3 separate regions of the Mus musculus genome follow, and regions 1 and 2 are each linked to region 3. Evidence: chromatin loops called from intact Hi-C (ENCODE). Cell type or tissue: heart. All regions are shown on one strand. Each heading gives the region's core, and the rest is flanking DNA. Links, peaks and the distances in the headings are about the cores only.

Region 1 (10,822 bases), core at 1,633-9,632, 300 kb after region 3:
AATGACCCAGTATTATAAATTTTTACTAACTAAAGTTCATATTCACATACATTTCCTAAGTTTTAAACTTCATCTTTCTTCATGCCAGAGCCACTATGTTTTATAGCATATTTCATTTATTAATCTTGTCTTCTTCAATTCTTCTAGGCCATGAGAGTTTCTAAGACTTGGCTTAAGTGACCTTAGCATTTTTGAGGAACACTGCTCACATGTTCTATAAAATGTCCTTCAGTTAATGTTTGTTTGATGTTTTTTCAAATTAACTTGGAGTTACTAGTTTAGAAAGGTAGGCAGTGTCATTTTTATATTAACTTAAGAGATACTTAAGGAACATTTCATCAAAATAGACCATTATGTTTCATAAAATAAAACTTAGCAAATTTATAAGAACTGACTCTGTCCATAATCAGTAGAAATCAGTCTCAGAAAGGTATCTTAATGTAGAAATATAACCATAAATTTACCTTTAAAAATAATATTTTCATTAGTTATTTAAAAAATTTATTCAGTGTATTTTGATGAATTCACTCCCACAACTACATCTAGATATCCTCCTACCCACCCAAATTTGTGTCTTCTTTTTTAAAAACAAAACAAAATTTACAGAGTCCCTTTGTGGTGTCATTGTGGAAACTGTCCTCTAGTATGGCCTACTAGGGATCATAACGTTAAAGGAAACTGACTCTCCATCTCTTAGCAGCCAATAGCTTCTCAGCTAGGGCTGGGACTTTGTGTCCACTTCTCCCAACTCCATGCTGGAATTCTGTCTAGCTTGAGCTTGCGTGGGCTTATACATTGCACCTAGTCACTGAGAGAGAGGTAACAGGTACAACTGCTCTGTTGTACCCAGAAAACACTCTGCTCGCAGTCATCCACCACCTCCAGCCTTACCTCCAGTCTTTCTGTTCCCTCGTTTGTTATGATCCCTGAGCCTCACACTTTTAAATAATCTGCGGGCCTCAGAAGAAAATATCAAGGGAAATTTAGCAGTACATATAGCTAGTAGTCAGGTCAAGAGTACTTCTTGCTCTAGTGGAAAGCCATATTCAACTATCAGGACCTACATCTCCTACATCTAGTGGAAAGCCATATTCAACTATCAGGGCCTACATCTCCAAGGGATCTGATGCTCTGTTCTGGCCCCACAGGCCATATTCATGTCCATAGTCACACATAATTAAATAAATAACTGTTTAAATGCCCATAACTAACTGAAACCGCAAATACAAAATTCCAAAGTGTTGAGGGCCATCAAGACCGTTGCTGGAGAAGCTGTTTAAGCATTAAGTGCTTGTATTAGAGAAAAAGAAATGTCAGGGGTTGCCAGGTGGTTTAGCAGGTGTCTTCGTTAGGGTTTCCATTGCTGTGACCAAAAATCAAGTTGGAAAAGAAAGGATTTATTTGACTTAAAGTTCCATATCACAGGTCATCATCAAAGGAAGTCAGGACAGGAACTCAAGTTGGCCAGGAACCTGGAAGCAGGAGCTGATGCAGAAGCTGCGGAGTAGTGCTGCTTACTGGCTTGCTTCCCATGGCCTGCTCATCCTGCTTTCTTCTAAAACCCAGGACCACTAATGCAGAGATGGCACCACCCACAATGGATTGGGTCCTTACCCCATCAATCACTAATGTTGAAAATCCTCTCCAGGTTTGACTAGCCTGAAGTTATGGAGGCGTTTTCTCCATTGAGATTCTTTCCTCCCGGGTGACTTTATCTTGCATCAAATCGACATCACACTATACCAGCACAGCAAGCAAAGTCACCTGCTCCCAAAGTTGACAGCCTGACTTCAATCCTAGGAACTCACAGGGTAGGAAGAGAGAACTGACTCCTGGACATTGACCTTTAACCTGCACACATACACACCTGTGAATGCACACACGGAGAATAAATAAAATTATTGATAAGGATGAAAAGAAGGTCCCAAGTTAGTCACCATAGCTTTTACTTTGAGAAAGAAGAGAAAATTTAACCCAGAGCAGTAAAAGAAAAAAAAGTAGCAGGAACTTTAAAATGGAAAAAGAGTAGAGTCAAAGAGTCAAACTGAAAAAGAACTTGTTTTTTCTTTCCAGATTAATTTAATTGATCATTTTTCTAGCCATGCTGACCAAAGACAGAGACATAGGTTCTAAATACCAAGGCTGGGAGGGGAGCAAAATGCAAAGGCTGCAGAAAGGAGATGGCACAGGCAGTCCTGTCCCAAGATACAGACTACCAGGAAATTACTCAGCTCACCTAAGTGCTAAATAAGGAAGTTGTATTTTTCTTTTTAAAATCTTCCAAAATAGAAATTCCAGCTCTAGATGGTTTCACTACCAAATTATCAAACATTTAAGGAAGAATTAATAGCAACTCATCACTATCTCAGAAAGGAAAAAAAAAGAGAGCACTTCTCCCTCATTTTATTAGGCAGCATCTATCTTAATACAAAACCAGAATAAGGCATTGTAAACAAAAATACCTATAAGCCGGTTTCTTCATGGACTGTCTAGACACAGAAATCCTCATGTACTTTCTAGTTCTGTCTGTTAAGAATTCCTTGAGTAATTTCATCTAGTCGCTGAGTGTACCTGGTGCTCTCTCTGATTGTGATATCTAAATACCATTATCTAATTCAGAGGCTAAGGGCTCCTTGGGGAAGTGGTGGGTTGTAGGGAAGCACAAATAAGCCAGAGGAGCCAGGGAATAAGGATGTATTATTGAAAGGTCCCAGGGACCATTCTTTCAAAAAAACAAAAAACAAAACAAAAATCCCAGTTTGCCAAAACTAGAAAATTTTAAATTACAGTAATTTGAGGTTATAACCCAAGGAAAAAGGAATGCTGATTCCATCATACAAATATGATTCAATAAATAAGGAACTGGTAACACCTCCTCCTTAGATAACAGATTTAATTTAGAAGAATTTTAAGAATAGTAAAGCTGGACCTTAAAGCACGCCTTTAATCCCAGCACTCAGGAAGCAGAGGCAGGCAGATCTTGAACTCAGGGTCAGGGCCAGCTTGGTCTAAAAAGTTTGGTCCAGTTCCAGGAGAACACAGAGAAGCTCTGTCTTCAAAACAAAACAAAACAAAAGATTAGGAAACAGCTTTATAATAGCATAGTAGGGCCCTAACTGTTCTAAGCACGTCAGTAAGTAAATGCTGCAGGTAATGGCAAACATCTAAAGTGAACCACTTACACACTATCAAGTTTCCTGTACCCAAACATGTGTTATTTATAAAGGGGAAATTGTGCTTTTAGAGTGGAGAATCCTGGAGGACGTTACCTTAGTTAAGGTAACTGGCATAACACCACTAAGAGTAAAACAAAAAGAATACACGTGCAGTCGGGTATTCTTTCAGCAATGCCCGTCCTTCAGCCCACCAAGGCTGGTGGGATCTAAGTGAGGTGCAAAGCTTTACAAATGGAATTCCTAGCCTCAACAGTTTTTGGGGGGTGTTAACCTCAGAAAGCCGGGTAAGATGTGTAGAGGAGCTCTCTGAGTGCTGTGGAGTAAGATAGTTAAAACACAAATGTGTATAACAAAGAAGTATGCCTGAAAAGAGCAGCCACTAAAGTGGCTCCTTGAGCACCTTGCAGGTAGGCAGTACCTGCTAGGAGCTTTCTTTAAAAAAAAAAAAACAAAGTCACTTAAGGCACTGAAATGTGTGTTAGAAAGACCCAACTACTTGGGACTTTGAAAACTGCTTAATAAAATCATATCTAGTCACAGAAAAAAAAGACAAAACCATGAACCCCATGGAAAATTAAAACTGTCATATAAGCTATTTATACCCTTATCTCTGTAAAGTTACACTGTATTTTACATACAGCAAGAGTTTGATATTATTTTGACATCTGTCTTGTAAATTGGAGATAACAAAATGATATGTTTAAGTGAGCAGCTGAACTATATTTGCCTACTTGTACGCTGAGTGCTTGTTTTGTTGAGTAAATGATCAGTTTATTCATTTGCAGAGAAACCAGTGAGGCTTAGGACACTTCACAAATTGGAAGAAACTTGACTTACTCAAGTGAAATAGGAAATATCAATGAGCAGACTGTTTCTAGCATAGAAGTATTTCATAACCACTTAAAAGGAGAAAACCTGTCTTATTCATTTTTACTGTTTTTAAAGTTTAACAGTTCCCTTCCAGTCTCTTCTTTGTCATATGCAAGGCTTTACCCCACTAAGATAGTTTTATTCATGGGAACACTGTTATTTGCAAATGGTAAACATATATTATTACTCAAAACTATAGCATTTATTAGTAAACACTTACTGTGTCTTATAATGTGTTGGCCACTGGGAAAATAAAACACACAGCAGTTTTCTAACAATAGAGTCTGGTAGTAGACAGGCATGTATACAAACTGTCTGGCCAGATGGGGTAGCTATGCAGGGATTAAATGTATATGTGCACAGTGTTAAACTTGGAAGTGTCTCAGAAGCAATGCTGTGTGTAGGAGAGACCCATGTAAGAGGAGGTGGGATTAAGGGACAGGATGGGGCTTTAAATCATTGGCTAGAGAATTTAAAAGAATTTTCCTTTATTTTGAAAAAGCAACTATAATGTAGAGGCAAGTACTATATGCATCGTTTGATATGTATAGAACCTCTGTAAAGTTGCAAACAGCTACTAGAATCCAAATGCCATGTTTTTCTAAAGAAAGATCTTGTTGCAAGTTCCAACAGTCTTAGTTAACTCTCTTATCCCTCTTATGTGCTGAGTACAGTCGGAGGAAGAGGAATTGGAGTTGGTGAGTGTGGTTTCCTGCTTGAACAGAGTTGAAAAATATATAAATAGTACTAATTATTTTAAATGTTCTTATTTAACCTTTGTTCCTTTGTTACAAAGATATTTTTCTATTTGTTTTCCACTATCCAAACATTTTTTAATCAAGAAATCCACCTACTGGCACTACTGATCCTAGTTATGTTTATGTTTATTGCTGTATATATTGGTCCCTTTTATTTGATGGGTAAAGGAGAAGACATATTGAAGTAACTTGTAAAAACAATAGCTATCCATGAACACAAGATACTTAAGCTTTTTTTGCTAAGGAAGTACACAAAATACCTTATGTGGCTTTCGAAATTATTAAAGTGTTTTTAGAAAATGACTTCACCCTCAGAGTCCCTGAGATCGTAACACAGAATCTTGTGTTATGTTTCTTTCTTTCAAAAAGATTACATCATTTTTGGTGAGGTCACCTTTTTCAGAGTTGATTATCTCATCCTGCATGAGGCAGTCGGAACCACAAGGGGGTTCCCTGTTTACAAAAAGAAGTGGCTGTGATTGAACACACACACATTTGCTTCTTACGAGGAATGTTTGAGTCTTTAAAAGCAGCTCTTACCTGTTTATCCAAAACATATTTTATGTTGTTTTTTTCCTGTGGAAAAAAAACTTGACTAAAAATAACTTACCTCTATGTTGGGAACTAAAACCCAAACTCAACAGATGTCATCATATGCATTCCAAGTCTAATTAGATGACTCCGATTTAAAGGGAATAAAAACTTGTGAGTGTTCCAGTGTTAGCATGGGCAGGGGTTAGGAGTGCATGTGAGCATGGGGTGTAAAGGCACCCACTATTTTCATTTCCTTATGATGACATGTTTATGCATGCTGGTGTGTTTTTAACAGTTTCTTTTCAAATAAGTTTCTTTGTTCTTTATCCTTAAAATAAGAGATGATCTTTTATTTGTTCTGTGCTTGCTCATTTTTGGATTGGTATATGAAATATACTCACTGATTAGCTATAAATGTGATGCTAGATTATACAATGAATATCTTTGGGGGGAAATTCTTGAGTTAAGGATGCCACTAATGGTTGCATTATGGTTCAAACTGAAATAATTCATCTTTTACTAGACCCTGCTCTTTACCCTTAAATTATTGTCCTAAATGCTTTAATTATCTATCACTGTGTTGCCCTCTAGTGGTTCTGAAAGTCACTTACTCACGGAACACACTGCTTGCAGGGATCTAGCTGGTGGGCAGACCAAGTATGGAGGGTCATTATTTCTACAGTCTTTGAAGTCATACCAAGAAGTTGCCATGAAGATGCAACTCTAAAAAGCCCAGAGTAGGGATAGCCTACACAGAACCATCTGAACACTATTTTTACCTAGTTTTATTTGAGACCAGATTAAGTCTCTCCCTCAAAAACTCATTGAAATTGTTGACTCAGTGCTGAGCCTGAACTGTTTCTCCACCTGTCATACCAATGTGTGACACTGTGTGACTTTGCCTTCCTTAAAATGACACTTAACTGCAGAATCTCAGAGATAGTTTCTGAGTGTGTTGAAATGTAGAAATCATGAAGATAAGAAAGATCGCTAAAAAGTGTAGTCAATCACACTCTTTACAACTTCATAAACACCCATGGAAGGAGTTACAGAGACAAAGTTTGGAGCTGAGACGGAAGGAAGGAAGGAGCATCCAGAGACTGCGACTGCCCCACCCGGGGCATCCATACCATAATCAGCCACCAAATGCAGACACTATTGCATATGCCAGCAAGATTTTGCTGACATGACCCTAATATAGCTGTCTCTTGTGAGGCTATGCCAGTGCCTGGCAAATACAGAAGTGGATGCTCACAGTCAGCTATTGGATGGAAAACAGGGCCCCCAATGGAGGATCTAGAGAAAGTACCCAAGGAGCTGAAGGGGTCTGCAGCCCTATAGGTGGAACAACAATATGAACTAACCAGTACACCCTGAGCTCGTGTCTCTAGCTGCATGTGTAGCAGAAAATGGCCTAGTCGGACATCATTGGGAAGAGAGGCCCCTTGGTCGTGCAAACTTTATATGCCTCAGTACAGGGTAATGCCAGGGCCAGGAAGTGGGAGTGGGTGGGTTGGAGGGCAGGGCAGGGGGTTGGGAGGGTATAGGGGACTTTTGGGATAGCATTTGAATTGTAAATGAAGAAAATATCTAATAAAAAATTGTTCTTTAAAAAAGTTTAAGCTAATTCAGCATCTAAAAATGAAATCAGTTCAGAATGCAGGGAAGAATCAGAAACGCAGTTCCCTGGAATTCAGGAAGTTACGCAAGGCATTCTGTGCCCTAAACATTTGTTGATGGCTCTGATCCAAAGTGAAGTGAAAGAAAGGAGCCAGCTCCTGCGCCTGTGTTGAGGACTTCCCTAGCAAGAGTGAGGCCACAGTGACTCTGTTCTAAGCCTTGCACTTCTAGAATAATTTTATCTCATTACAGATTTAGTGGGATGGCTGTGAATCAAAAGGAATATAAATATATTTGTCTGTTTAAGTCACCAATGACACCAATAATATAAAGTTTTAACTACAGAAAGTCTGGGGACAGTAAAAAATGCTGTCTTGGGTTCATTTCTAATATACCTCTTCAATTATCAGCAGGAGCACTGAAAACCAGACATGACAAACATGTCTGTCTTTCTTTTGTAACAAATTAAAGGGTTCAGAGAAGTAAAGTGATGTTCTCCAGGCTTAGAGGTGAATCAGTAATTAAGACTCCAGTCATACCAGTACATCATATGGTTTTCAGATGCCCTGTGAGAAGATGTGTAGGAAATACAAACTGACCTGAGAGAAGCTGGAGTCCAGATCCTCAAAAGACCATCACCCGTCAGGCACTCATATTAGCCAGAGGCCTTCATTCATTCCAGTGCTTTCTGAAAACAGTTCAAGAGAAAATGCAGTCTCATTTGGACTCCTGAGCTCTGACACAGACCCCCAAAACTGTCAGTCATTAGGCTCTAACTATTTGTAAAAACAAATTATAGTTATCCTTTAGCTTCTTGTATACAAACTGTGGAGTCTCTTCTGTTCTCTGATACTTGATCCTGGAAAAAGTCAACTTTAGGTCAGTGTGAAGGGAAAAATTATTCTGCCATACCCCCTACACATGGAAGACAGGGGCTATCCTAATGTAGCTTCATCATTGAAGAGTTGACTTTTTTTTTTTTTGCCAGGAATAGGCAGTTCTTAAATCCCAGCCATCAGGAGTCAGAGGCAGCGGGATCTCTGTGTGTTCAAGGCAAGGCTGATCTACATAGCAGATTGATGTTCCCAATCAGCCAGGGCTACATAGACCTTCTAGGGGAAAGGGGACAAAAGGAAAAGGAGAAAGGGGTGGGGTGGGTGGGGTTGTCAACATTTTAATTTATTCCCAACCTGGCTAAGATACAATTATGCTGATACTATTAATACAGTCAGTCAGTATTTAGTAGCCTTTTCAAAAGTACATTATTAAAAAACTTAGAGCCTTTCCTTTCAGAAAACTGGAAGGCCAGAATGATACAGATCTGAGTGTGCTGTTAAAACCTGGATCACCTGCAGGGTGAGCAGGAGGGAAACCAGCTACATGGGATAAGCCACAGCCTAAAGCATTAGTATAGAAGGACTGAAAAGGACGTAGTTTTGTTCCTGTACTCTTACATTTATAATCTCATGTATACAAATTACTTTTGCTGCCATCAACCATTTAAAACATAAATAGACTTCATTTAATGTAGCTTGACAATACTTGTAATGATATCAAGTCCTCATTAAGTTATCACACAAAAGTGTTATCACCCATAAGGTAAGTTTCTATTTTAAGACATGCATCTGGGATTAATATGCTGTAATCTTAAAGGGGAAATGAATAATTAATACAAAGATAGATCTCTTAAATATTTAGTTATTCTCATTAATATCTTTAAGGATCTCATATCACTGTTTCAAGAAATAATGACATTCACATAAAACTGTGAAGTGTCACATTTAAATTGAAAGTTATTTTTAAAATCTTTAGTCTGAACATAAATACCACATAATTACACTTAATCTGTTCTCTGATCTCTCACAGAATGCCCAAAGGATAAGCAGTTCTCAAGCCACTCAACCTCTTGCCACGCCTGTAGTGTCTGTGACAACTCCGAGCTTGCCTCCACAGGGACTAGTGTACTCAGCAATGCCGACAGCCTACAACACTGGTGAGCCATCTCTGGGCCTTTTCCTGGACTCTGTTCTTGCTGCTTTCTAAACAAGGGGTACATGCTTATTAAGAATATAGCTCTGGGTTTTTGTTTCAAGTTTAAATGTATATTTTTAAAGTGCTAAGCCTTTAAAAAGTTACATAAAATGAGTTGATAATAGAATGAAGTAAGTTATTTCTCCAACATGAACTTTTACTACTTTTATTTTGGCGGCGGGGGTTGATTTTGGCGGCGGGGGTTGGGGGGGAGCAAAGGGGGGTTGAGACGGGGCCTCTGTGTAGCCTTGGCTGTCCTAGAACTCACTTTGTAGGCTAGACTGGTCTCAAAAGCCTTCCCCTGCTTCTCAAGTCCTGCAATTAAAGGTGTGTGCCACCATGTCAGACCTTTCACTGCTTCTTAAGAAAGAAGCAAGTAGCTATTGTCAAGTGTGGCCAAGGAAGGGAGGAGGCAAATTGCCCAGGTATTTTTATAAAGTCTTTTATTGCACACTATCTTTTTCTTCCTCAACTTTGAAATCAGATTGTTTTGTCTGTATGCTATAAACCTGCTTTGGGAAAGGGTTGAGGTCTCCTAGGGGTATGGAAGGTACTTCAGTGTGGCAGGCAAGATGTGTTTTTTCCTGTAGCTACTGGCTTGGTCTGTGTTATTAGACCCTGTGGAGGAGAATGAGCTCTTGTTTCTCCCCATAGCCAGTCAATCTGCTGCTAAGAAGAGGTTTTCATTCGTTTTGGTATTTTTGTTTCAGACTTTTGGTCTTAAAATATTCTTAAGACAGAAGGCTGTTAAGAAAGTTTAGGAGTAGGTGGACAGTGGTGGCACACACCTTTTATTGCAGCACTTAGGGTGGGGAGTGGGGTAGAGGCAGGCAGATCTCTGAGTTTGAGGCCAGCCTGGTCTACAGAATGAGTTCCAAAACAGCCAGGGCTACACAGCGAACACCCTCCAACCCCCTGTCTTGAAACACACACACACACACACACACACACACACACACACACACACACACACACACGGCGGGGGGGGGCGTCACAGTGAAGGGGGAGGGATACTGCTGGCTTAACCAGATGGCCCCTATGGAGAACTGGTGTGCAGAGGGTTCCCTGTGGGTTTACCATTCTAAGACAGGCAGGAAGAACAAGCAGTTTCACTTTCTCCCCAATTGAGCCAAACACCTGGCTCTGGGAAAGAAAGAAATAACACCTTGTCTGCCATCAGAAGACTGCAGTGCAAGGAAGTGACTTCTTTATGACGCTCATAAGTGGACTGTGGTAGAGATCACCTAATTTTAGACTTCAGAGTAAATGCTTTGGCATCAGTACTAAAACTGCTCTGTGAAGCTCCTGGAGGGACAGTTTATACCTTTGATTGGCACTTTAATTCCAGAGTTTTCAAATAACTTGTAATAGTCTTGTTGACAAAGCCTGGGGATGACCTTTACCGTCCCAAGTACCTGTGTGAAAAAACACACTGCTCCAGTCTGTCAGGTGCTTAGTAGCCTATGAATTGTAGCCCATTGTTTGTCTTGCACAGAACTAATTCCAGAAGAGGCCAGAGCTTAAACACTTCTAGAAATCCAATTAGAGCCCATCAATCCCTTGCTGCATAAGAGATTTTGAGTTAAGGGCATATCTTTTTGCCAGATGAGGAGCAGACACATCTTAGCTGGTAAGCATATGTAGGAAAAGTCCTGCACTGTTAGACTTTCTAGTTTGTACTCTGAGGTTGAGAAGATAGGCAAGAAGGGAGCTTGAGGTCCGATGGGCAGGTGGGTATAGCTGAGGACACCATTTGGATTGAGTATCAGAGTGAGATTGCAGTATTCTACATGTCTCATTGCAGGCATTCCATTATACTCAAGATTCTACTGT
Region 2 (10,822 bases), core at 1,499-9,498, 320 kb after region 3:
ATAGAATGACCCCATCAGGCTTCCAACAGCAGCAGCAGCAGCCACAACAGCAGCCACCGCCACAACCTCCACAGCCCCAACCCCGGCAGGAAATGGGGCGCTCCCCTGTGGACAGTCTGAGCAGCTCCAGCAGCTCCTATGATGGCAGTGACCGGGAGGATCCACGGGGTGACTTCCATTCTCCAATTGTGCTTGGCCGACCTCCAAATACTGAGGACAGAGAAAGCCCTTCTGTAAAACGCATGAGGATGGACACATGGGTGACCTAAGGCTTCCTGGTTCATGTTTGTTCTTTGTGTTACTGCAGTGAACTGCCCTACATATCTTAAATTGGTGAATAAGGACATGAGTTCAATATATTTATATGTACATGCATACATATATATCCCTTTACATATATATATGTATGTTGGTGTGAGTGTGTGTGTATGTGTGGGTGTGTGTTGCATACACAAAATCAGGCACTTACTGCAAACTCCTTGTAGGTCTGCAGATGTGTGTCCACATGGCAGACAAAGCACCCTGTAGAAACAGACCAGTCTGGCACTTCCTTGGACTACTTGTTTCGTAAGATAAAGTTTTTGCAGAGAAACGTGTACCCATATATAATTCTTCCACATTAGCCTGCAGAAACCTAGGGGGCCCCCTATTTGTTTTATTTAACTGTGCGGTGACTGTAGTTACTTCAGAAAACAAAATGCTTTGTAGAACAGAGCAGTAGAAAAGCAGGAACCAAGAAAGCAATACTGTACATAAAATGTCATTTATATTAATAACCCAACTTGGCATGGGTCTATTGCAAAGGGGTGCATGGGAAAGGGCTGTTGATATTAAACAAACAAACAATAAACAAAAAGCCCCACACATAACTGTTTTGCACGTGCAAAAAAAATGTATTGGGTCAAAGAAGTGATTTTTAGCTATTAAAAAGAGAGAATAGAAAACACGCATGAAATATTCAGAAATACTAGCCTAGAAATATAGAGCATTAACAAAATAAAATTAATATATTAAGTTATAATTGGAATATGTCAGAAGTTTCTTTTACATTCATATCTTTAAAAATTAAAGAAACTGATTTTAGGTCATGTATATTTTATAAGAAAGAAAACACCCTTAATGAATTGATGACTATATATAAAATTATATCCACTACTTTTGAACACATTCTGCTGAATTATTTATATAAGCCAAAGCTGTATGTTGTAACTTTTTTTTAAAGAATAGCTTTATCTTGTTTTAACTTTTTAGTTTTATTTTAAGAGGGGAGAAAAAACAAAAATATCTTGCAAGCAGAACCTTGGAAAAAAAAAGCCATGAACACTTATTATTCTATATGTAAATTAAAAGTTGAGCCAAACTCTTTGTGTATATAGCATCTTAAATATATTATCACCTTTGATGTAAGTACCTATGTATTGTATGGTCACCAGATTAAAAAGTATATTTTTGTGGATTGCCGCCAATTTGGGGGGAAAGGCGAAGTCCTTAAGTAGAGTATTCACTGTTTAATATTTACTATTTTGTTAATATACTGTACTTTGGATTTTAATTATCAGCCCAGCTTTTCAGAGGCCTGTGTAAAGGGTTCCCCTCACTGGTGGTGAATGTGTGATGTTCTGTTGTGAGCTTTGTGCTGTATGGGGTGAGCATCATTATATATTTTATATGTGTACATAAATAGCAAAGTGGCAAGAAATTGGTGTTAAGTCCATCCTGCATAAATATAAAATGTGTTGTAACAGATTTTATAAGGCGTTATTTAAAACCTGCCTTTTGTGGGGGAAAAATGGTAGAAAGATGACCTAATTTAACTAATATTAGAGAAAATGGCAGAATAGTAGATGAGCACAAAGGTTTTATAAGTGGTAAATAATTAGAAAAATATCTGTAGGGAAAGGGATCTTTTTCTCCTTGACTCTAAAGATAGAATGACGCAGCTGGTTACAAAATCCAGGAGGGCTTTAGCGTCCGTGCGTGCGCAGGAAGGCACGGGCGTGCAGGGAACAGCTCTCTTATGGTGCAAACCCTCGACACGATTCTCGGTGTCCTGACGGAAACTGGTGCCACCCTCAGCTTGGATTTTGAACAAGGCCTTACTCTTACAGGGAGACAGCTCGTTGGTGATGGCAAGTTGATCCGTTTACTGGGCTTGTGCCATGAACAAAATTCAAAGTCCTGTATATCTTTTATCCTAGATTTTTAAATACTCCTTTTCCTGAAAATTAAAGGGTTTAAAAATGGCTGCTATTTTATATTGAACAATGTTGAGCAGCTACCTGCAGTTTTTACTTCCATTTTGCTTTCCCCCCCCCGACTTCCCTAAATTCTGCTCCTTTTGATGTTTCCTCATCTGCTGTCCTGACAACTCATCGCCAGCCTTCCTGCCCGGCACACAGGTATTAGGCACACACACCGTGGCGAGCGAGCGGGCACAGGCTGTGCAGCGGAGAGCGCCTCACTGACCGTTGGCTAGCACGTGTTAGCAGAAGCCAAAAAAGTGGGGTGATGTTTGCTCTCCTCTCTGTGGTCTCAACACTCGGCTCTTACTCAGAAAAGAGTAGGCTTGCTTTCTGAGATGTACGGAATTGACTTACAGGCACGTTCTTCATAAGGTCAGACCTGACTAAAACAAGACAGTCTCCCAACACTGAATGTCCAAGATAACCCTTACCACTTTGTAAACCATTTATAGCTTTGAAAGTATTAAGTGACCCTTTCATCATTATTTATGCATGTTCATGAACTTCTGCTGTATACTGGAATAGGAGTTAACACATTCACATTTACTGTCTATTTTCTTGTGTGCCTTATGCGATGGCTTTTCTGACTGTATCTCAATAGTCTTTCTTTCTATGCAGGTTTGTAATCAGGACAACTACTGTTTTCTAAAGGAATATTACACGAGGCTCGGAGTTTGTATTTAAATTACACTGACCAAGTCACAATGTATTCCGTTTTCAGGAACTGAATATCTGACTGTTAATCTTCCCCCATATGCCCAGTGTGATCTGGAGCGTATGGGTCTGACATCCTTCACCCAGATGCTCATGTGTGAACACATCCACATCCACGGCTCTCAGTGGAAGCCAGCCTAGAGCAGGGAGGACACTGACAGTGTTGCTTTAAACTGACTTTTCTTACCCTTTGAGACTCATGTGTTTTGTATAAGACACCATCACAGGAAAGTTTTCTCCCTTCAGATAACATATTTTATTATTAAAAAGAAAAACAAAAAAAGCTTAAGTTGCACTGGACATGGGAAGTTCCCTCAGGACTCTAAGTGGTTCTATACTGAGAGTGAGTGTCACCGCTGTGTCAACACAGGTGGTCCCAGTCAAAACTCCATCCTTTGAGCCCTAATTACATCCATTGTGTTACAAAACTAAATCAGGGGTTTGTTCTAAAAGAACAATACATGTTTCACCATTTCCTTTCAACTGTAAAGACGACTAATGTATTAACATAATTTCTGTATTAACCATCATGCGCACAAGAAATACATAGTAAATACGGAACCTGAAAACTCCTGGCATTGGATCATAAAAAGCTAGATGATTAGAATGTGAAAAGAACTTTACAAATGTAAAACTTTTATTTCTCTGTAGAAACTTTCTTCACTTTGCTGTGCAAGAAGACACTGCTTTGCTATATTTAAAATGGCTTTTTTAAAAGAGATTTATGTATTTGGTAAATGTTTGTAGTCAACAGTTCACACAAAGAAGCTGTACTCGGTTTGATCATGTAAAACCGTTTGGCGGCACAAGCTGGACTTTGTTGCCATCCTTGAGATGAACCTTTTAAGAAAAATAAGTTAATCTCAATTTTTCCCTGAATGTGTTGTTTTTTCTTCATTATACAATAAATATTATAGTGAAGTTTTTATCAAATGGTTAAGACAATGCTTGAGGTTGTTGTAAGCTATTTGTCTCCTGCACTCACTCCAGTAAAGATGGCCTGGCTTTGACCATACATCCAGACTCTGTCATGTTTGCCTGGGGAAAACAGGTTCTGGCATGGCCACCAGGCATCCCTGCTCCCCAGTTCCACCCTGTGGCATCTAGACAGCCCTGGAGCCTGTAGGAAGCAGCCAGCCATTTGTTCCCCAGAATCAGCCTGGCTGTGCTGCAGCTCAGTTAAATCCAGGGGGTCACCAAGAACTACTCATGGAGAAGAGCCTCAAGTGTGAGGGCACAGGCGTTAGCACTTCCTGTCCTGTTCCCATTTACCTTTAAGGGTTGTAGTGTGAAATGAGTTTTACCAGGATCACATACACAGCACTGAGGTCGAGCAAGAGGCCGATGTGACTTTGGAGTTGTGTTTTGCAGAGATGACTGTTACAGCACACCAGCAGATCCCTCCCACTTTCAGATCAAGCTCCAGTTATCCAAACCCACAGTTTTATGTTTTTGTTTTTAAAAGTCCTCTTCCTCTCCTTTGCCATGTGAGCCAGCTCCTAGCTAAGCAGATTCTTGGTGTCAAATCAAGTTAATTTTTTGCACTGGTTTTGCTTGCTGGCTATAATGGGGCTGTTATTAGCAGGTTTTGAAAGCTGTTTGAGTCCTGTGGCTAAAAATATTCTAATCACAGCTGCAGCTACTTAATATCAATTCACTTTGAGTTCCTAGTCAGCTCCCATGGGTGCCTGGCTCTAAACCTTTATCTTGGTTTTAAGCTGATTGTGTGTCTGAGTGGCACCAGCCAAGAAAGTGATTTTCCAAGCTGCGTGCCAGCTGGAAGGCTGCAGCCCACCCCAGCCACCTGTCCAGCTGAACACCACTTAGCTGCGGATGAGTCCGACAGGGATTGGGATGAGGGTCTATATTTAGGTGAAGAGCCCAAAGTGATGTGTCCTAGCTGGTTCTGGAATTGATGGTGTCAGTGTATCTCACTACAGATGGCTGTCCTTTCACAGGGTGAAGGTTCCTTCTAGGCTTCTCTGTAAAGTGCTGTCTTTGTAATTGGTCAAGTATTTTGGAGGTAACTTGAATAGTAGGTTTCCCCACTTAGCATTTAGGAATTGAAATTTAACAATGATGGCAATTTTCCAAATCAAATGAAACTATATGAATTCACGGATCTAAGACAAAAGAACTAGGAATAATGGGGAGACTAAGGAAGGACGCTTGGTTCAGTGGTGTCCGCCTCCCCTTGCCATCATGAATCACTTCTTATTTTCCTGAAATAATGCCAAACCCTTAAATGTAAAACTCAGGTTGTTGTGCACCTGGCCCCAACCATTCCAGCAACCTTTTCCCATAATACCATTTACACTCCCTACATACTGGGTCACCAGCTACTCACAGCCCCAATGTTCCACCCTCTAGTCCTCTGATCACACTGAAGAGCATTTCCTAAAAGCATCTGCCTGATGTCTCACTGACTCCCACTGCCCTTCCTGGTGTCAGCTAAGGAAGTGTTCCTTCAGCTCATCTAGGGAACCTCTCTTGAGGCCAGAGCCTTCATCACACTGCCTCCTAGCTTATCAGCACCTGAGGGCAGGGGACAAGGGCCCTGGCTGGTTATCACATCACCTCTAAATATTCTGAAGAGCTAGGGTATATGTGGATAGATGGAATACAGATAAAAAGTAGCCCATGCTCCTTATTCAGGGCAATGAAATTGTACCTTAAAATAACCAGATGCAGCCAGGTGTGAGGTGGTAGCACTAAGGAGGCAGAGCCATCAGCACCTCTATCAGGCCACTACCAGCAGCAGCCTGGTGGGTAGCAGCGCAGTATGGCCACAGAACCGGAAGAACGCAGCTCTGAGGCTGCCAAGACCAGATTACTCAGCTGCGGGCCCTTAGCTTTCTAACTGTAATGTGACAGTCAAGGCCTACCCTGTACAAAAGGCTTGCCTTCCCATGGCACCCATTGCACAACAAACACCACAGGATATATAGTGTATTTGGCTCCTAGCTGCAGCCATCTTTGTGTAACTTTGAGCTTTCTCTACAAGGTTGAGTATGGCCCAGAGCCCAATCCATCCCATATTATTGTCAAATCCATAAACTTCAGTGCCTCTTTCCCCCCTGTCTGCCCCCTGCTGGTCAGGCATGCAGTGTACAGCCCAGCCTGGGGCCTTGTCTCCCTCGTATAAAATCACCACACCAATACCAAGATTCCTTCAATTAGGGCACTTTGCCCAAACAAAAAGATGGTAAGTTATTCTTTAAAACATTCTCTTTGTTGGAGACTGGAGAGATGACTACATTGTTAGGAGTACCAATCAGTACTCTTGTTAAGGACCCCAGGGTAGTCAGCACCAGTATCAGGCAGCTCACAGCCGCCTAGAACTCCAGCTCCAGTTGGTCCTACACTCTCACCGGAGCTTCAAGGGCACCGGAATTAACACGCATTAATTTTAAAACTTTAAAAATCATTTTAAAAGCACCCCAGAGAACAGAAAATGAACTCCATAGTATGTATGTCTTTCACAGATCTACCTGAATTATGAAACATATTATGTAGGTCAGTGGGCCAGAATGCACTGTTTACCACTTAATCTGTCCTTCCCTGGCCACATAAGGATGTGCACAGCAAGAGCCTGCGGCAACCTGCCCAGGCTCAGCAGGTGGTCGAGGCTCCTGTCAGCTACTCTAATGCTGTCCCTTTCTCAGCTTTCACTCTGTTACCAATATCCACATAATATGAAAAGAGGGAGAATCATGTTTCCTTCACAGAAGAAATTGTTTTATTCCACTTGAGAAAAATACAGAAATACAAGTTAAAACTGTAACATGTCTAAAACTCAGTGACATACTGATACTATTGCATAGCACCATGGTCTGCCTAGACACAGAACACAAATCTCTGAGCCAAGCCCACCCCTGCCCTCAGCAGGCAGGGACACTGTGATAGTCATTTGACCTCATCCAACCTCAGGAGCCCTGACACTGCAGATCCCTTGTCACCTTTTACTTAGGAACCCACGCAGGGCTATATACAGGTGGTAATAAGTCCCCAACACTTGAGACAGAAGATAGAAAAAATATAGACATTCTCTGTCTGCCAAAAGAATCATTTCCCTACGGGACTCTGAGCCCTGCCTGATGAAGTTAATGATAACATTTAAGAGAAACTTCACAGCCACAACGGTCTTTGAGCATCCAGATAGAAATCACTTACATAATCAAGATGTTTATTGTACCAAGATTCATGGGTTCATTTTCTGCCTCAAAATACTCAATTCTGAAGATGATTTAAATTTGCTATCTGCACCCTGGGTGGGTTGTTTTTCAGACAGGAGGCCCAGCTCAAGTAAGGTCCTGCTCCTCTGGTCAGATTTCTAGGCCTATGTGTCAAGTTGCTAACCATCCCAGAAGCCTGCTAGCCTGTCCTCCCCAGGCTGAGCTCCCAGCCACCTCTGCCTGCCCCTGCTGTGACAAGGCAGGCTGACTTAGCCCTCCCCCCAACATCCCTAACAGGACTGATGGCCAACTGCTCTCAGGGAGTGGCTGAGGAAACCCTGAGCATTTTGTACCCTCCTACATCTCTCTCTCCAGCCTTTCGGAGCCAGAGTTACCTTGGTGGGGTTTGGATAGTATCTTAAAGGCTTGGTCCTCATCTCAGTGTTGGGAAGGAATGGGTCCTTTAAGAAATGGGACCCAGTGGGAGGAAGTCAGGCCACTGCAGGCAGAACTCTGAAGGTGATGCCTGCGCCCAAGCTCCTCTCCCCTTCTCTCTCCCTGCCACATGAACAATCTGCTTTACCACACTCTCCTTCATGGTGTTCTTACCATAGCCCCCAGCCACCCAGCCCCAAATCAGGCCATGGATTGAAACCATGAGCCAAGATAAACCTTTCCCACTGGAGATGATTTTGTTACAGTAAAAGACGGCTGACTGACATTGTGTCTGGTTTTCACACTGAGACACAGCATGTGCAAGTTTACTCTAAGGACCCAAAGAATAGATGAGTCAAGGAGGCAGTGGGAGAACTCTGCTTTGGGCGCACATGATCAGGGTGGGGTGGGACTCACTGTTATTAACAATGCTGGGCTGGCATGGCAACCAGTTTGCTTCAAAGGTCCATGTGACAGAAGCTTAATGGTGGATGTAGTCCCTTCAAACCATTCGCCAATACCAGCTGCTTCCCAGATGCCAACTGGGGAACCCAGGGAGCCACCACCACAGAGATGCTCTTAGGGTGACTCTGGGGGTAGAGCTTAAATTAGAGGGTGGCGGTTTGGATTTCAGGTTCTCATTTCTGAAGCACTGCCTCAGTGGGGCCAAGTGAAGAGGCAAACATAACATGTCAGGCTGTCAACTGACAAACTCAGTGACATACTATATAGCACCTTGATCTAGACACAGAGCATGTCTCTGAGCCCACCATTGAAACCCTATTCAACACTGGGGGCAGCAATAGTGCAGAACCTTTGTCACATTCTACTTAGGAGCCTGCACAGAGTGCTGCACAGGAACTCACAGCCGGCCCCTACATGTCTTCAAGAGCTGTGAGTTTCATATAAATGTCTCTCTTGCTGGGATGGTGGATGTCTGGGCTCCTGCATCCTTGAGTTAGGCCAAGCTATTCCTCAGTCTAGACCATCCAGATTGCCATGGTGTCCACACATCTCAGGAAGCGAAATGCAAACAGCTGGTGACAGTTACACAAGGGCCAACTGCCAAAGTCTGCCAACTCTAGGAAACAATGCGCTTAGGCCCCTGCCTGGGTGGTAGGGCTGACCTGGCTGTCTGAAGCGGGGAGGGTAGGCACTGGGATTGCCAACCTGGGAGCCTGCCCTGGAACTGGGCTCAGTGTCATCGAGCCATTGGGGACAACAGTTGCGTTCAAGCCATTTGAGGGCTCCCCGGTGGCCTGTATTTTGAAGTAGACGAGATAGAACACTGGCAATACGATCCCAATGAGAAGCATAAGGAAGACGGCATTCCACCACTGAATCCCACAGTCGGCACCATCGGCTACTGGCTTCTGGGTTATGGGGAGCAGCAGCTGATCTGGGGCCTCCACACAGCAGCTGTCACCGTGGAAGACGTCAGAATGCACAGCCCGCTCAATGTTCTCATCAATGCCCTTGAAGAAGTCTGTCAGCTGGTTGCCCTGAGTGGTTGCTCCACCAGCATCTTCATCTTCAGGCAGGTCTACCAGGGTCACCCTGGTCTCAGAGGATGAAGCCCCAAGGGGCATTAGTTCTTGGTGGGTCTCCGTGAGAATCCCATGATTTCTCACTGGAATCTTGATTGACTTCAAAGCATACAGGTCTTGCTCTCTGATGAAGTTGTTTGCTTTCTTGATATCTGCAACCTACGGAAGCCATGCATTATAAACATGCGATGCTCCTTAAAACCAGTACCCAGCTGAGACCTTTGCTTGTTGGGGCTCCAGTGGAGACGCCCATGAAAGCTTGAAAGCACACCCACAGACAGCTTCATTTCAGCTAAGTGACTAAGGCTTTTGATTCTCTGGTCTTTGGTTTTTACCCCTTAATGAATAGTTTAGAAACCAACTGCTCTACTTTAAACAATTTCTGATCACCTTTGGAGGGTGTTGTGACTACAGCCAAAGCTTCAGGTGAAACAGAACCAACACTGTCACCCTTCCTGTCTAACTCAGTGTCCCCATCTCACACCAGACCCAGCTGAGCAAGTGACCAGACAAGCTCACCAAAGCCCAAGCTGGCTCTGGGCACACGTGGGGTCTCTGCCACCTGAGAGCTTCCTCACAATGCTCCCTCACACTTTCCCAGAAGCAGGGCAGGCACAGGAACTTATTCCCCGGTTAGAAGTTAATTCAGTTTGGGGAGATGAAACCTCTCATGAGAAGTGAGCTAGGCAATCAGCCACCAGCCAGGAGTTTCGGGTTGAGTTGGTTTTTTTGTTTTGTTTTTTTGTTTGTTTTCTCCAGACTAAGGTTGTGGGACTGTGACTGTGGATTTTTATCAAGTAACACAAAACTTCTAACAGAAAAGGAGGAATGGGAAGCCAAATTTTAAATTCCCCTCACGCTACTTGGGAAAAACTTCTCTAAGTGTAAGTACGGCCCACGGAGCTGACGGTGCAAGTCCATCGTGTGTGCGATCGCTTTACTCAGCAGCCACTTTAGAGTCTTACTCAACCGGCTTATAGGACGCTTCTCTCTTGCTCTGAAACCAACAAACAGGAGGAGCTTGACAGCTTCCATTCTTTGTGTACTACATGAACAGCACATGTATTCTCCTCCCATAGGAACTGGACTACTTACTGGAGACACTAAATACCCACTCTGGGTTTCTTAGGGACTGTCATTCTGACATGACATGAACAGTAAGTCTATCTTTCAAGACTTTGTTGGGAAGGTTTTTTGTTTGTTTGTTTGTTTTTTGTCCATGGTCTATAAAGCATATGTTATGCCTAGAGAAGCAGATTATAACACCCAAATGCAAAGGCCAGTGCAATGTTAAGATGCTATGTGTCCCTGGAGACGAGCCTCTATTTGGGAAAGACTCCCACACCCACACAGTCTTTTTGCTCATTTGGATCTTTTTAGATAAACCACAGACAATTTTTAGGAGGTAAAGTTGTTTGTTTGTTTTTTAATTGTGTAGCTGATGCAAGCTTGGTGAAAGCTTCTGCCAGTATATAGCATGATTATAGCATGTACTATATAGCATGTATATAGCATGTATACAGCATGTATATAGCATGTATATAGCATGGAGTCAACAGCGGGAAACAGACTGTTTCAATGCGGGAGAAAAGAGCGATTCCAGAAACGCTTTCCAACTTACTTTGCCACTGTTAATCACTCTGAGTGCTAAAAACATAATTAAAGAGAAAGATAAGGTTATACAAACGCACAGCACAGGGGCCAGACC
Region 3 (8,000 bases), core at 1-8,000:
TTTTGTGCCTCAAAACACCCTGCACAGTCACTAGCCCTGGTTTCTGTGACTTGACCTGTGTAAGAGAACTAGAGATCCTGGAGTGTGACTATTCAAACTGTTCAAACCAATAGCAAGGAAGCCTGACTCCAACAGTCGCTTAGTTCTACAGAGTAGGGAGCATCTGATTAGAGAACCCACTGTGAAAGTGTTTGGTTAATTCATCTCCGTGTGTGCATGTGCACATGCATGTGTGCATGCATGTACACAGATGCATAGTCCAAGGACAACATGCTGGAGTTGGTGCTCTTTTACCATGTTGGATCCTGGATTCAATCCCGATTATCAGGCTGCTTTACCCATTGAGCCATCTTGCCTAGCCTGAAATGTTATTTTGTAAACATTGAATACATCAGAATAACTATGGTTATGTAAACGATGTAATGGGGTCTGGTGCATGGATCTGTCTGTGCTCAAAGAAGTTAGCATCTAAAGGAAATTCATTGTTCTAGAAAAGTGGCTGAAGTGTCTTTGTTATTTAGGGAGTTATATAGGTGATTTGACTTAATTTTGAAAGTCATTTTGGAATGGTCTGTGAATTAGTCTGAATTTGTTGTGTGGGCCTCCTGTGTTTTCTTGTACTGGGCATCCAACTTACTGAACTGTGATGGTTGGCTTGACATGGATAGAGCATTCTGAGCAGGCAGTTTTGATGTGTTCCTTTGATGCTTCAGTTTCTGTTAGCCCCATCTCTTTGTTTAAGAGACTTTGTTATTCATCTTTTGATAAGTAAATGGACCTTATACTAGTCAGGATGTAATAAACACAGATCCTGTTCTGTTCTGGCATGTATCACTCTGTGCTTGCTCACACTGTGTGATTAAGAGAGCAATAGCCGGAACACATAGGAGCGTCTTGTTCCTACAGCCATGTGGACTGCATATGCCAGAGCCCTGGTGTTGATAAAAAGAAGAACTGAGGTTTGTAGAGGACTCCCAGCCTTTGCTGATTTCTAAGCCCCACACTTGGTCTGTGAGGCTGTAAAAGAAGGAACTACTTGAGGTGTGGTGCAATTCCTTTAAAAGTAACCCAACAAAGGGGAGAGAGGACCTGCAGAGAACATATCCAGAGGTTAGGCACAGCCCCCCAGTTGGGGGCCACCCATCTCCAAAATATTAATCCAGAAGTACAGGTCCAAAGAGTGGAACAGAGACTGAAGGAAAGGCCACCCAGGGACTGTCCCACTCAGGGATCCATCCTATATGCAGACATCAAACCCAGTCACTATTGCTGATGCCAAGAAATGCTTGCTGACAGGAGCCTGATATAACTGTCTCCTGAGAGGCTCTGCCAGAGCCTGACCAATACAGAGGCAAATACTTGCAGCCAACCATCAGACTGGGCAAGGGAACCCAATGGAGGAGTTAGGGGAAGAACTGATGTTGCTGAAGGGGTTTGCAACCCCATAGGAGGACCAACAATATCAACCAACCAAATCCCCCAGAGCTCCCAGGGACTAAACCACCAACCAAAGAGTACACATGGAAGGACCAGTGGCTCCAGCTGCATATGTAGCAAAGGATGGCCTTGTCGGACATCAATGGGAAGAGAGGCCCTTGGTCCTATGAAGTCTTGATGCCCCAGTATAGGGGAATGCTAGAGCCCGGAGGCAGAAGTTGGGGCGGGGGGGGGGGGGGTAAGCAGGGAGCATCCTCATAGAAGCAGGGGAAGGGGCATGGGATGGGGGTTTGCAGAGGGGAAACAGGGAAAGGGGATGACATTTGAAATGTAAATAAAGAAAACATCCAATTTTTTAATTGATGCATGTCTTAATCCGAGGATTCAAGAAGCAGGAGGAGGCAACTTTCTGTGAGTTTCAGGCCAACCTGGGCTACAACAGAGAAACCCTCTCTCCAGAAAACAAAGAAAATAGCCTCCTGAACAGTCACTGGTGGCTTTCAAACCTGGACAGGCAGACAAATAGCTCTGTGCTTTGCAAGTTTCACATACTGAGCCTTTTTTACAAGGCCCTTTTGTTGCTATTTGTTTGTGGATATGTGTTTGATTTTAGTTTTTTGAGACAAGGTCTCTTTGCATGGCCCTGGTTGTCCAAGAACTCACCATGTTGACCAGTCTGGCCTTAAACTGAGAGATCAACCTGCTTCTGCTTCCTGGGTAGAAGAAGGGTTTTCTGTTTGTTTTTTGAATGTTCTTTTATGATCTTTATTTAGCATGTAGTATTGGTGAAATAATATAAGTAAATAATATTAATCAGAAGAAAATAAACCTTTACTGACTAGTAGGTAAGTAGTCTCTTCTAAAGTCTATCATTTAGTGAAGAGTTTCTGTATTACGTACGAAGAAACCAGGGGCCAGAGTGATGGTACAATGGCTTAGAGCACTTATGCTCTTGCAGAGGATCTGGATCCAATTCTCAGCACCCATGTAGTGGTTCATAGCCATCTGTGACTCATAAACTTCCAGGGAATCCAATGCCGTCTTCTGATCTCCATAAGAACAGGCATGACATGGTACAAATGCATACATAAACTTCATACACTTAAATAATCTAAACAACATATATGTAGTGTTATTTATTTACATTCATATAGGTGTGTGTATATACATATATGTACATATATACACACACATATATATACATATATACATATATATACATATATATGTATATATATGAGAGAGAGAATGTAAGAACCAAACACAGGGGCTCATAACTATAATCCTAGCAGTTGAGGGGCTGAAGCAGGAGAATTGTCATGAGTTGTCACCAGCCTGAGCTGCTTAGTGAATTTCAGGTTAGTCTGGGTAAAACAATATAAAAAAAGACTCAAAGCTTTTCCATGCAGCAGATTCTCGTATTTCAGGCTCATTTATTTAAACTGCTAGTCCTCTGGGCTTGGGAGTTTTGGCAGCAGACTATATTCTGGCTGGCTAAAAGCGTGCTTTCCTGAGGCAGCCAGAGCCTAGCTCTCTCAGCTGGGACCTTGCCAAACAAGGAGCTTTCTCACCCTGACCAGCAGGCTGTGCTGTGTCAGCTAAAACAGCCGCCGGGCTCTCCTCAGGATCTACACTCCTTTTCTGATCTCTTTACACTCAGAAGAGCAAGATAAATGGTCAGGGTGTGCTGAGCACCTGTTACTGTGCGATCAAGCTTGGCCCCATATACACCAGCTTCATGAAGTCACAAATCCGTGAGCTATTACATTGTCATCCTTATCATACAGCAAAGGAAGAGACTGAATCAGGGAAGCAGGAACCAGCTACCCTGTGGGAAGCCAGGATGCAGTCGCAGTCCTGACTCCAAACACACTAAGAGCAGGTCATTGCTTGCTCCCTCTCCCTCTCTTCCTCTCTCCCTCTTTCTTCCCTCCCTTTCCTGCATTCCCTCCCTCCTCAGATTGTACTACTTGGAAATATTAAGTGGCATTAACATGTAATAGGCTTTAACACAGCTGATTCAGCTATAGCACAAGATAGTATATACTGCTAGGGCACATGTAATGAATTCGAAAGTGCTCTGGGAGTGCCAGCCAGATCCCCCTAAGATGAAATGTAGCCAAATAGTATTTCTGAGTCATTAACTAGTCATCTTTCCCCATAAAGCAAGGAGAGGAGGCGTGTAAGGAGAAGTAGCAAGTGTCGGTATGTATTTAACTTTGTGGTGTGATGTCTGCATGGCACCTCATCTAATTTGCACAGAGGCTTTTGTGGTATATTAGAGCAGAGAAGTGCTTCCTCTGTCGTGTCCCATTTTGTGTCCTTGGCTTGAAGGGATGAATCATCATCTCCAGAGGCCGTAGCCTCCAGCTCGTTCCTTGCAATTAAAGGATAGAAAAGGGTTGGTACCCTTGCTGCATGCCAAAGAAAGTTCTCTGTTAATTGGCCACACTTCCCAGTGTGTCACTTACTAATAATAATGAAAATAATACCTGTCATATACTAGAGAAGGCTCTGTTCCAAGAATCCTGCGTCACACATTTATAAACCTAGCCATTCTTCCCAAACTTAGGAGATAGTTTTAGTTCCCCCATTACACCGATGAGATCCTAAGGCCACGTATCTAGTAAGCAGAAGAATGAAGGTTCAAGCCCAAGCTGTCTGACTCTAATCTACTCTCCTTTCCTAATTATTAATTTGCTCTGTGCCTTACTGCGGCTCCAGTCCAAGCCAGGACCTCCTCCGCTTTGACTTCCTTGAGCTACTTGGGGGCTCAGAAAGGCACATATGAGACTATAGACCATTTAGCATTTTGGAGTTGTATTTTTGAGAACGTGCTCATGTTGGCCTCGAACTCTTAGAAATCCACCTGCCTCTGCCTCCCAAGTACTAGAATTAAACTCATGTGGTACTTGTGAGTAGCCCATTTATAATTTATTAATGAAGTTTTTATTTTAAAAGTTTTCTATGTCTTAAACTCCATAAATTTCCGCTTGTGTTTAAAAGCCTTTGTCATAGAAATTGTGAGAAAACAGGTATTTTAGTGGATTTCTGAGGCCTTTTCTGTTGTTACTGGAATGTGATATTGATTAGTTAATATTTTTCCTCACCTGTTTTGTAAATGTAAAATTTTGTGGTTCACTAAGAGAGCAGTTTTCAGTTTTTTGGTACATACATATTTTATTCCTTTAAATCTATGCTACATATTAAACGTGATTCTTTTCCTATGCTCCTTACACCTGATACAGCTGGGGACCAGGCGGTGTTGTGCCCTTTCCCATAGAGCTTGTTGAGGTACAAACAGTCCTGAGCAATGGTGCGATGTCACAGCCACTGGGCTTTCTGCATTAGTGCTTCTCTCTCATTGTGTTGTTTTCTGTGTTTGCAGCTTGATTTAGCAGCAGATAGGAAGTCTGGGATCTGAGTACTTGGTGATAGTTTTTCCTCTTGATAATCTTAGAGGTTATTATTATTCATGTGCAGTGTTCTGAGGGCATGTGTCATGGTACACGTGTGGAGGTCAGAGAAAAACTAGCAGGAGTTGGTTCTCTCCTCCTGTGTGGGTCCTGAGGGTGACACTGGGGACGTCTGACTTGGCAGCACCTTCACCTACTAAGCCATCTTAGAGATCTTTCTTTTTTCTTTCTGGTATAAAAGGTAAGCAAAAAATTTTCAGAAATGGAAAAATAAATTATTGGCTAAACATAAATGGTGAATGCTAAAGTATTTTATGCTAGACATAAGAATGAATTCCAACTGGATTATGAATATAAATACAAAAGGAACGAGAAAGCAGGGAGGGGAGGAGAGAAAAGGGAACCCCACTAATCCTGAGAGAGGCAGAGGCAGGAGGAAGAGCTTGGTTAACTTGTGTTAAAACCTTTTAATTGTCTGGATTTTGGCATTTGTTTTACTGAAACATGGCCTTGCTAGCTGTTCAAGAAGGTCTTGAGGACACCGTGCAGTTTAGTCTTAACTTTCCTAACACGGGAAGGGTGGGAAGTTGGTTTACAATTTTTTATAAATCAGAAAACACTTATCAACAAAGTCAAATGACAACTGACAAGCTAAAAGAAAATATTTGTAATATGTATCAGAGATGTGGAGGTTTCCCTAAAAAAAGAAAAAGATAAAGAAAAAGATAAATTTCAAGAGCCTGATAGAAAATGGGGAATGGAGGGTTTACAGAAATACACTTTTTAATTGTTTGCTTACACAAAATTAGAAAATTACAATGTAAATAATCCTGAGATTCTGTTTCTTAGCCATAATTAGCAAAGATTTAGAAGTATGATATGAATTGCTTCTTGTGGGTGAGAGGCTGCTCTCTCACAGTGCTGGTGGGACTTGAGATTGACATACTCTCTGAAGGAACACTGGCAGTGCCAGAGAGTCTGAGCTCACAGGCTCACTCCTCAGAGCTCATGCTGAAAACATGTCCAGCAACTGAGATGTGTGTCTGCGAGGGTCAGCGTGCATGCACACTTCCCAGGCCCCAAGGTCTCCGCGTGATCTCTCAGTAGTAATAGACACACCTGGCTCATAGATAGGTTTCTTCAAAAAGAGGAAGTAGGATGCTTTGGAGAAGTGGTTAACTTAGGGCTTCGGCAGAGAGATTGTGAGCTGAGCCACAATGCCAGAAAGTCTTGAAATGATCAGAAAAGCATGAGGACTTGTTAAAAGAACTTAGAGCAAGCACACAATCATTCCTAATTGCCAAGATGGAAGCATTTGTGCAACAGGACAAAATAATAGTAGCATTGGGTCTTTATTCTTTACAGTAGAGAGGTCTATAATTTATACTAGTATGAGAGTGTTTTTAAAGGATGACTCTTCTTTAAATAGAAGTTCCAGTTAGTAAGTATAGCCAGAAAAAAACAGGATGATAGAAAAATCACCATTACATTTCATAACTATGGGGTGTTTGCTAACAAGATCTGTGGTAAAATTGTGGGCAGTGTTTCAATTATTGGGCAAATTTTTGTGGAGACAGGATTTCTCTGTGTAACTTTGGTTATCCTGGAACTCACTCTATAGGCCAGGCTGGCCTCAAACTTGGGAGATCCACCTGCCTCTGCCTCCTAAGTGCTGGATTAAAGGCACAGACCACCACTGGCTTGTATAAAATCAAGTTGTAAGGCATGGGGACAAAATATGTTTAAGCTGACCTGTCACCTTACTTTGTATAACATTTTCTATGGACCAGAAGGGGCCCTATAGCAGGACAGTTGAAGTTGTCTGTAAAATGTCAAGGAAGTTATATGTAAGAAGAAATTAAATATTCTACTACTGACAATTTCATCTTCCAGTTTAAAAGTCAAAGTTTGGGTTAAGTTTTCTACACCATGTTTCCCGACACAAAGTCAGTATTACAACTGCCGTAAGTCTACACTCAGAATCATGCATTCTTTTTTTTTTTTTTTTTAAAAATAGAGCGTTGGGGTTATTTATGATGTCATGCATTACAATGTCCTCCCTATTATAATGGTTAATTCCTACAGTGGTTAACAGCACCGCTCTCTGTGATCAGATTTAGGTCGCTCCCGAGAACTGCAGTACGTGTATGTGGATAACAACATCCAGCTGAAGGGCCTGCCCTCATACCTCTACAACAAAGTCATCGGCTGCAACGGGTAAGGCTGCCTCCAGTGCGTGCTTACAGATAGACGAACGGGGTTGGGAAGTTCTACTTAGGTTTGCCTTTGGCCAAATACCTTTATGAACTAAGAATACGAGGCAAATAATTCAGAAGATTGTATGTTAGTGTCAGCTAGTAAGCCATGGGCAGTCCATGAGTTATTACTTTGCAGTCTAAAGAGTACGTGCATTTTTCTTCTTTTTTTGCTATAGAGAGAGCTCTACTTTTGCCTTTATTGACCAGTTGTGTGTATTTAAGTCTAGAGCATGAGGGTTTCATGCCACATGTCTTAGTCAGGGTTTCCATTCCATCAGGACCAAGAAGCAGTTGGGGAGGAAAGGGTCTATTCAGCTTACACTTCCACACTGCTGTTCATCACCAAGGAAGTCAGGACAGGAACTCACACAGGCCAGGAATTTGGAGGCAGGAGCTGATGCAGAGGCCATGGAATGCTGCTTGCTGGCTTGCTTCCCCTGGCTTGCTCAGCTTGCTTTCTTATAGAACCCAAGACTACCAGCCCAGGCATGACACCACCCACAATGGGCCCTCCCCCCATGATCACTAATTGAGAAAATGCCTAACAGCTGGAACTCATGGAGACATTTCCTCAAGGGAGGCTCCTCTTTCTATGATAACTCCAGCTTGTGTCAAGTTGACACACAAAACCAGCCAGTACACCACACATACCATTATAAACTCTAATAACTCTAGAGGAATTGGCATTAAGTTAAAAGATTTTCTTCTTTGGAACATTATTGCAAGGACAATTTGCTGCAGTAACTGGCTCTTAGCTAAGACTTTACTGATTTTAAGTATTTAGAATTCTGCAGCAGGGGGCCTGGAGAGAGGGCTCAGCAGTTAAGAGCACTGACTGCTTTTCCAGAGGTCCTGAATTCAATTTCTACCAACCACATGGTCGCTCATA

The links. Peaks named below come from ENCODE experiments on the same cell type or tissue, not always from the same donor. Only the 100,000 strongest peaks of a DNase experiment are listed, where the experiment ranks them.
Region 1: a loop joins it to region 3, with 6 times the contacts of the local background. A loop is called at or near these places in 13 of 42 quality-filtered maps.
Region 2: a loop joins it to region 3, with 2.5 times the contacts of the local background. A loop is called at or near these places in 13 of 42 quality-filtered maps.

The regions. Positions count from the first base shown.
Region 1 is chr7:67,238,443-67,249,264 of GRCm38, reverse strand. It overlaps Mef2a (myocyte enhancer factor 2A), which reads left to right. Exons shown (of 11, transcript NM_001291195.1): 9 at 8,825-8,951. Among named protein-coding and RNA genes, the nearest start is that of Lysmd4, 21 kb to the right of the region's middle. In heart, for the core only: CTCF peaks have their summits at 5,240 (motif pointing right) and 5,933 (motif pointing left); no DNase peak of the experiment used is centred there.
Region 2 is chr7:67,224,315-67,235,136 of GRCm38, reverse strand. Lysmd4 (LysM, putative peptidoglycan-binding, domain containing 4) reads right to left here. Exons shown (of 3, transcript NM_175215.4): 3 at 6,669-9,273. The coding sequence ends at 8,665. Mef2a (myocyte enhancer factor 2A) reads left to right here. Exons shown (of 11, transcript NM_001291195.1): 11 at 1-3,974. The coding sequence ends at 269. Among named protein-coding and RNA genes, the nearest start is that of Lysmd4, 7.2 kb to the right of the region's middle. In heart, for the core only: a CTCF peak has its summit at 6,054 (motif pointing left); DNase peaks (open chromatin) are centred at 4,196, 4,716, 5,836 and 8,866; H3K27ac peaks cover 668 bases.
Region 3 is chr7:67,544,436-67,552,435 of GRCm38, reverse strand. Lrrc28 (leucine rich repeat containing 28) reads left to right here. Exons shown (of 10, transcript NM_175124.5): 7 at 6,968-7,070. Among named protein-coding and RNA genes, the nearest start is that of Gm23233, 22 kb to the left of the region's middle. In heart, for the core only: a CTCF peak has its summit at 3,003; a DNase peak (open chromatin) is centred at 2,975; H3K27ac peaks cover 350 bases.